Regions from separate parts of the Homo sapiens genome. Here region 1 is linked to region 2. Evidence: read pairs that join two places in POLR2A ChIA-PET (ENCODE). Cell type or tissue: Panc1. All regions are shown on one strand. Region 1 overlaps WBP1L (WW domain binding protein 1 like). Region 2 overlaps SUFU (SUFU negative regulator of hedgehog signaling).

Region 1 (4,000 bases), 220 kb after region 2:
AATGGAGGGTCTCATATTAGCAAGACACATTTTGGCCTCTAAGTGACATATATCACATCCAATCTCAATTCATTAGTTAGACTTAGTCCCAAAGCCTCACCCAGTCACAAGGGGGTCAGGAAGTTCAAGCCTACCCACATGCCTAGAAGGAGAAGAAGCAGAAATACTTGGCAAACATGAAAACCAATGCATGAGATTTTCTTTAAAACGGGGAAAACAAAACAAAACAAAACAAAACAAAAACAACCATGTTGGCCAGGTGTGGTGGCTCATACCTGTAATCCTAGCACTTTGGGAGCCAAGGTGGGAGGATTACTTGAAGCCAGGAGTTTGAGAGCAGCCTGGGCAACAAAGTGAGACCACCCCCCTATATCTACAAAAAATTTAAAAATTAGCCAGGTGTGGTGTGCACCTGTAGTCCTAGCTACTAGAGAGGCTAAAGTGGGCTCCTTGAGCCCAGGAGTTGGAGGCTGTAGTGAGTTCTGGTCTCTACTGTACTCCAGCCTGGGTGACAGAGTAATACCTGTCTCAAAAATTTATTTTAATTAAATTTTTTAAAAAATTGTAAAAGCTGTGAAATAGATCATATATATTGCAGTATAAAAGTTAGAAGTTGGTTTACCTTTAGGTAGAGAACTATTGAAAAAATGACTGGTGGCCAGGTAAAAAACTAGTAGAGTTAGATGCTGGCTATCTTTTTTTTTTTTAGAGATGGGATCTCGCTGTGTTACCCAGGCTGACCTCACAAGAAGCAATCCTCTCATCTCAGCCTCCCAAGTAGCTAGGATTTTAGTTGTGAGCCACTGCGCCAAGCAGATGCTGATTACCTAACGGGAGAATGTACTTTTAAAATTTTAAAGTTTGGCCATCTCTGGTATTTCACACCTGTAATCCCAGCACTTTGGGAGGCTGAGGCAGGGGGATTGCTTGAGACCAGAGTTTGTTTGAGACCAGCCTGGGCAACCTTGTGAGACCTCATCTCAACAACAACAACAACAAAATTAGTGGGGTGTGGTGGTGCATGCCCGTAGTCCCAGCTACTCAGGAGGCCAGAGCGGGAGGATCACCTGAGCCCAGGAGATCAAGGCTGCAGTGAGCTGCGTTCACACCACTGCACTCTACCCTGGGTGACAGTGAGACCTTGTCTCTTAAAAATAAGTTAAAAAAAATTGGCCTGGCACGGTGGCTCACACCTGTAATCCCAGCACTTTGGGAGGCTGAGGCGGGCGGATCACTTGAGCTCAGGATTTTGAGACCAGCCTGGCCAACATGGTGAAACCCTGTCTCTACTAAAAATACAAAAAAAAAAAAACCAATTAGATGGGTGTAGTGGCACGCACCTGTAGTTGCAGCTGCTGAGGAGGCTGAGGCACAAGAATCACGTGAGCCTGGGAGGCGGAGGTTGCAGTGAGCTGAGTTCCCTTGCCACTCCAGCCTAAGCGACAGAATGAGACCCTGTCTCAAAAAATAAATAAATAACAATAAAGTAAAAAAAAAAAAAGTTATAAAGTAACACAGAAGTATAATGGACTGTGAGATTACACTGAGAAAGTAAGAGAAGTATAGGTAATACAAAATGGTTGTCAGCCCAGAATAATTTAGACTTGACTCCGAAATACACATGCAGCCAGGTTCTTAAGCAGAGTGTCCACCCCAACAACCCTAGGAGATGTTATCAAACTGCATCTGTAGCCAGTTTCACCTCCATAACTCCTTTCCAGCCTCTCCACCCTTCTGCAAGGGTTCCTCTGCCAGTGTCTACTCTTAAGTCAGCCAGAATTCATAAAGAAAGAAACATAAGTTAAGCAAGTTTGACTAGTGAACCGGGAAAGACCAAAAAGGAGACTGCTAAGTTCACTTTATGGTCTCTGGTTAGGAATGGATTTTCCTGTCTGCTGATGGGTAACAGGGAAAAAAATCCTCTGTCTGTTCTCTTGCTGCAAGGCTGCAGCATGAAGCTTTGGTTGAACAGCGATACCCACTGAAAGCAATTAAGTGCCGTGGAATGGTACTGCCAGCCTGCCGGGGCTGGGGGGCATGTCACTGTCCTGCCCCACTTGGTGGAGGGCAGCTTTGTGAGGAGATTCAATGGGGGCATTCCAGGGGGACAGAGAAAGAGCTGTCGCCAGATGCCACACCCTAAATGCCAAGGGATCTTTTGGAAAATTGTGTATATACAAATAAGGGGGAAAAACATCAAGGATTTATTCATTTTTACAAGTCTGTTTTGTGGGGGAGGGAGGCATTTTTTTCTTTTTTTAAACAAGGTTAACTTGATTTAACTCATTCTGACAAGAGATACATGTGGAACTACTTTTAAAATTTTAAACACAAATTTATAATTACAAAGCAGATGATAAAAAATACACATAGCATTTGGAATGGAAAACAATGGAAGTTTTTCAAGAATAGAGAACAAACAATATTATCTATTCTCATTTAGTAACAACTCATCTTAAAATTATTCCTTTGATACATTTTTAGTTGAGAAAAAAATATTCTTTTTACTACAGAGAAGCACATGTCCATCTTAGAAAAATTAGGAAATAGAACAAAGGAGCAGGTACTGTCTGTCATCCAGAGTTACCCCATGGTTAGAGCTTCCTGACCATACCCCTCCTTTTTCTGTCCATATATACTTTTTTTTTTAAGACTGAATCTCACTCGGTTGCCAGGCTGGAGTGCAGTGGCGTGATCTCAGCTCACTGCAACCTCCCCTCCTGGGTTCAAGCGATTCTCAGCCTCCCAAGTAGCTGGGACTATAGGTGTGTGCCACCATGCCCAGCTAATTTTTGTATTTATTTTTAGTAGAGATGGGGTTTCACCATGTTGGCCAGGATGGTCTCGATCTCTTGATGTCGTGATCCGCCCACCTTGGCCTCCCAAAGTGCTGGGATTACAGGGTGTGAGCCCCTGCGCCCAGCCATACGTACTTTTTTTAAGCAAAAGTTAGGATCATATTTTATTTTGTCATCTGCTTTTTTTCATTTAATATCAGAAACTCTTTGTATGTCAAAAATAATATTATGTGAGTAATTTTTTAATGATTCATATTATTTCATTGTATAGCCATATTCCTAGAGGAATTTAAAAACCTACCCAGAAATTATTGATTAAAAAAAAAAAGCTAGCCAAAGTAAAATTAGTCATAGATATTTTTAAAATTTAATTTGTTTTGGCCGGGCGCGGTGGCTCACACCTGTAATCCTAGCACTTTGGGAGGCTGAGACGTGAGGATCTCTTGAGCCCAGGGTTCAAGACCAGCCTGGGCAACACAGGGAGAAAGCCAGGCATGGTGGCATATGCTTGTAGTCCCAGCTACTCAGAAGGTGGAGGTGGGAGGACAGCTTGCGCCCAGAAGGTTGAGGCTTCGGTTGAGCTGTGATCGCACCACTGTACTCCATCCTGGGTGACAGAGCAAGACCCTGTCTCAGAAAAAAAGAAAATTAATTTGTTTCTAGTTTTATATTTTGAAAGAAAATAATCAAAAGAAGAAAATTTAAATTTCTTATTCTGTCATTTAAAGATGTCATTATTTTTGTTTTCCTTTCAGTTCTTTCCCCCTCGTGCGTATATGTGTATGTGTGTTATGTGAAAAGCAAAATTCCTCATTAATTAAAAAAAAAATTTAAAAGCCTTTTGTGCCACACATTTAAAAATTGGAGAGGAGGTCTTATATTGGGGTTTGCTGAGATTCTCTGAGTATGATCCCAGAGACAGCACAGAGGGAAGTAAAGAGCTGTGGGGCTTGGCCTCTGTTCCGCCACCCTTCCCTGGAGCAGGGAGGAAGAAGCGGCTGCTAATGGCCCTGCATCTACTGCAAGGGCAGGCCAAAGGGAGGGAGAGTTGATTGTGGCAGTGGGAGATGGAATTGTACCCGATTAGGATTATGTCGAGAGCAGAGGAAATCATTTACACTCTCTAGGGAGGAGATGGACCTGAGGCAATTAGAATTTTTCCACCTCTAACTTTAGTGATTCTTGTATTACAGAGGCATACA
Region 2 (4,000 bases):
GAACCGCCGTACTGTTTTGCACAGCGGCTGCTTCATTTTATATTCCACCAGCAATGCACACGGATTCCAAATTCTTTGCATCCTCACCAACACTTGTGCACTTATTTTCTGTTTTCTTTTTTTTATTAATAGTCACCCTAATGGGTATAAAGTGATATCTCAAAAGTGATTTTGCTTTGCATTTCTTTTTACTTTCTTGATGGTATTGTTTACAGCACAAACAGTTTGTTTTGTTTTGAGACGAAGTCTTGGTCTTGTCACCCAGGCTGGAGTGCAGTAGCGTGATCTCGGCTCACTGCAACCTCCTCCTCCCGGGTTCAAGCAATTCTCCTGCCATAGCCTCCCGAGTAGCTGGGATTACAGGTGCCCACCACTACGCCCGGCAAATTTTTTTGTATTTTTAGTGGAGACGGGGTTTCACCATGTTGGCCAGGCTGGTCTTGAACTCCTGACCTCAGGTGATCTGCCCACCTCAGCCTCCCAAAGTGCTGGGATTACAGGCATGAGCCACTGCGCCCAGCCAGCACAAAAGGTTTTAATTTTGATGAAGTCTAATTTACCTATCCTTTGTTACTTATGCTTTTGATATTGTATGGAAGAAACCTTTGCCTAATCCAAGGTCAAAAGATTTACTCCAATGTTTGCTTCTAAAAGTTTTATAGTTTTAGCTATTACAGTTAGGTCTGTGATCCATTTTGAATTGACTTTTGTTTGTGATATAAGAAAGAGCTCCAACTTTATCCTTTTGCGTGTGAGTATCCAGTTCTTTTAGCAGCATTTGCTGAAAAGACTATTTCCTTTATCGAATTGTTTTGGCCCCCTTGTTGAAAATTAATGCCCACAGGCTGGGCGCAGTGGCTCACGCCTGTAATCCCAGCACTTTGGGAGGCCGAGGCACGCGGATCACGAGGTCAGGAGATCGAGACCCTGGCTAACATGGTGAAACCCCATCTCTACTAAAAATACAAAAAATTAGCTGGGCGTGGTGGCGGGCACCTGTAGTTCCAGCTACTCGGGAGGCTGAGGCAGGAGAACGGCGTGAACCTGGGAGGTGGAGTTGGCAGTGAGCCGAGATCGTGCCACTACACTCCAGCCTGGGCGACAGAGCAAGACTCTGTCTCAAAAAAAAAAAAAAAAGAAAAGTAAATTAATGCCCACAAATGTGAGAGTTTATTTCAGGCCTCTCAATTCTATTACATTGATCAAATGTCTGTCCTTATGCCAGTGCCGCACTGACTTGGTGACTATATCTTTGTAGCAAGTTTTGAAATCAGGAAAATTAAGACCTTCAACTTTGCTCGTCTTCTTTAAGAATGTTTTGGCTATTCTGGGTGTCTTGCATTTCCACGTGAAGTTTTGAATCCGTTTGTGAATTACTGCAAACAGCATACCTGGCATTTTCATAGGGATTGCACTGAACCCGTAGATGGATTTGGGGATACTGCCATCTCAACAACACTAAGTCTTCCGATCCATGAATGTTGGATATTTTTCCGTTTATGTAGGTCTTCTCGAATTTCTTTCAATGATGTTTTGTAGTTTTCAGAGTATAAGTTTTCATTTCCTTTGTTAAATGAAGCATTGTATTATATTTGATGCTACTGTGAAAGAATTGTTTTTCTTACTTTCATTTTTTATTTTGTTTATTTATTTATTTATTTATTTTTTTGAGACACAGTCTCACTCTGTTGCCCAGGCTGGAATGCAGTGATGTGATCATAGCTCACTGCAACCTTCAACTTCTGGGCTCAAGCCATCCTCCTGCTCCAGCCTCCCAGATAGCTGCAGCTACAGGTGTGCACTACCATGCCTGGCTAATTTGTGTGTGTGTGTGTATGGAGATGGGTGTTCTTGCTCTGTTGCCTAGGCTGGTCTCTAACTGCCAGGCTCAAGCAATCCTCCTACCTCGGCCTCTGAAAGTGCTGGGATTAGAGGCATGAGCCACCATGCATGGCCTTAGTTTTGTTTTTGGATTGTTCCTTGCTAGTATATACAAATACAAATAACTTTTGCATATTGTTTTTGTACCCTACAACCTTGCTGAACTTGTTTAATAGTTCTAGTAATTTTTAGCACATTCCTTAAGGTTTTCTGTATACAATATCATGCTATCCATGAATAGAGGCAGTTTTACTTCTTCCTTTCCAATCTGGAAGTATTTTCTTTCTTTCTTTTTTTTTTTTTTTTTTTTTGAGACAGTGTCTTACTCTGTCACCCAGGCTGGAATGCAGTGGCATGATCTCGGCTCACTGCAACCTCTGCCTCCCAGATTCAAGCAATCCTCCTGTCTTGGCCTCCCGAGTAGCTGGGACTACAGGTGCACGCCACCACGCCTGGCTAATTTTTGTATTTTTAGTAGAGACAGGGTTTCACCATATTGGTCAGGCTGGTCTCAGACTCCTGACCTCAGGTGGTCCACCTGCCTCGACCTCCCAAAGTGCTGGGATTAGAGGCGTGAGCCACCACACCTGGCCTTTTATTTTGTACTTCTTTTTCTTGCCTAATTGTCCTGGCTTGCACTCTAATACAGTGTTGAATAGAAGTGGTGAGAGTAAGCACCTCTGTCGTGTTCCTGATCGTAGAAGGAATTAGTTCAGTCACTTACCATTAATCAAGTATGATGTTAGCTGTGGGGTTTTTTGTTAATGTCCTTTATCAAGATGAGGAAGTTCCATCTATTCCAAATCTGAGTTTTTTTTTTTATCATGAAAAGGATCTTGTCAAATGCTTTTTCTGTGTCTATTGACATGATCATGTAGTAATTTTTATAATCTGTATTACATTGATTTTCTTGTGTATAACTAACCTTGCATTTCTGGGATAGATTCTACTTGGTCATTGTGTATAACCACCTCCCCCCCGACTTTTTCTTTTTTTTTTTCTTTTTTCTTTTTTTTTTTTTTTTGAGACAGAGTACAGAGTCTCACACTGTCACCCAGGCTAGAGTGCAGTGGCGCAATCTCTGCTCACTGCAACCTCCACCTCCCAGGTTCAAGTGATTCTCCTGCCTCAGCCTCCCGAGTAGCTGGGATTACAGGCGCCTTCTACCACGCCCTGCTAATTTTTTGTATTTTTAGTAGAGACGGGGTTTCACTTTGTTGGCCAGGCTAGTCTTGAACTCCTGACCTCGTGATCCGCGTGCCTCGGCCTCCCAAAGTGCTGGGATTACAGGCATGAGCCACCACGCCAGGCCTGTATAACCCTTTTTATATGTTGCTGGGTTCTGTTTGCTGGTATTTTGTTGAGGATTTTTGTTTGTATATGCATAAAGTATATTGGTCTATAGTTGTTTTTTTTCTTGTCTTACCTTTGCTTTTCATATCATGGTAATACTGGTTTCATAGAATGAATTAGAAATTATTTCTTTTATTTTTTGGAAGAGTTTGCGAAAAGTTGATATTAATTCTTCTCTAAATCTTTGGCAGAATTTACCAGTGGAGTCATCTGGTGGACCTGGACTGTTTGTATTGTGTATGTTGTTGGTGGGGGTTAATTACTTATTCATTCCTTTTACCTGTTGCATTGTTTCTTGCTTGCAGAACATGCAGGTTGCTTGTAGAAACACACTTACGTAAAAGGAGAGAGATTCTGGGAAGAGTGGGCCTAGCAGGAATTTGGAAATTTAGGGGTTTCTAGTTGGCTCTACCTGAAGCTGTGCCTTCTCCTCTCCCCTGTATTATCACATCTCAGATGAAGCAGTCTTCCTTCTCCTGCCTGAATGAACACTATTGAGGTTAGGACCAATAACTGAAGCCGTATCTTGGATGGAAAAGGTGTGTCTGTGTGTGTATGTGTGTGTTCTGCCTTACCTTAAATATTGATAAAAAGTGAAGAAAGATACCTCAACTGTTGAGATTCCGAGATCGTGAATGACAGACCATAGTGAACTCTGGAACAGCCATTTAAAGAATGAGATAGCTCTCCATATGCTGAGAAGCAGTGATCTCTGCTGGGTGCTGTGGCTCATACTTGTAATCCCCGCACTTTGGGAGGCCGAGGA

The links. Peaks named below come from ENCODE experiments on the same cell type or tissue, not always from the same donor. Only the 100,000 strongest peaks of a DNase experiment are listed, where the experiment ranks them.
Region 1: POLR2A ChIA-PET joins it to region 2 with 10 read pairs; 2 of 35 experiments call an interaction of 5 or more read pairs at or near these places.

The regions. Positions count from the first base shown.
Region 1 is chr10:102,804,748-102,808,747 of GRCh38, forward strand. All of the region lies in intron 2 of WBP1L (WW domain binding protein 1 like), which reads left to right. Among named protein-coding and RNA genes, the nearest start is that of CYP17A1-AS1, 26 kb to the right of the region's middle. In Panc1, no CTCF peak of the experiment used is centred here; no DNase peak of the experiment used is centred here; H3K27ac peaks cover 767 bases.
Region 2 is chr10:102,587,272-102,591,271 of GRCh38, forward strand. All of the region lies in intron 3 of SUFU (SUFU negative regulator of hedgehog signaling), which reads left to right. Among named protein-coding and RNA genes, the nearest start is that of TRIM8-DT, 54 kb to the right of the region's middle. In Panc1, no CTCF peak of the experiment used is centred here; no DNase peak of the experiment used is centred here.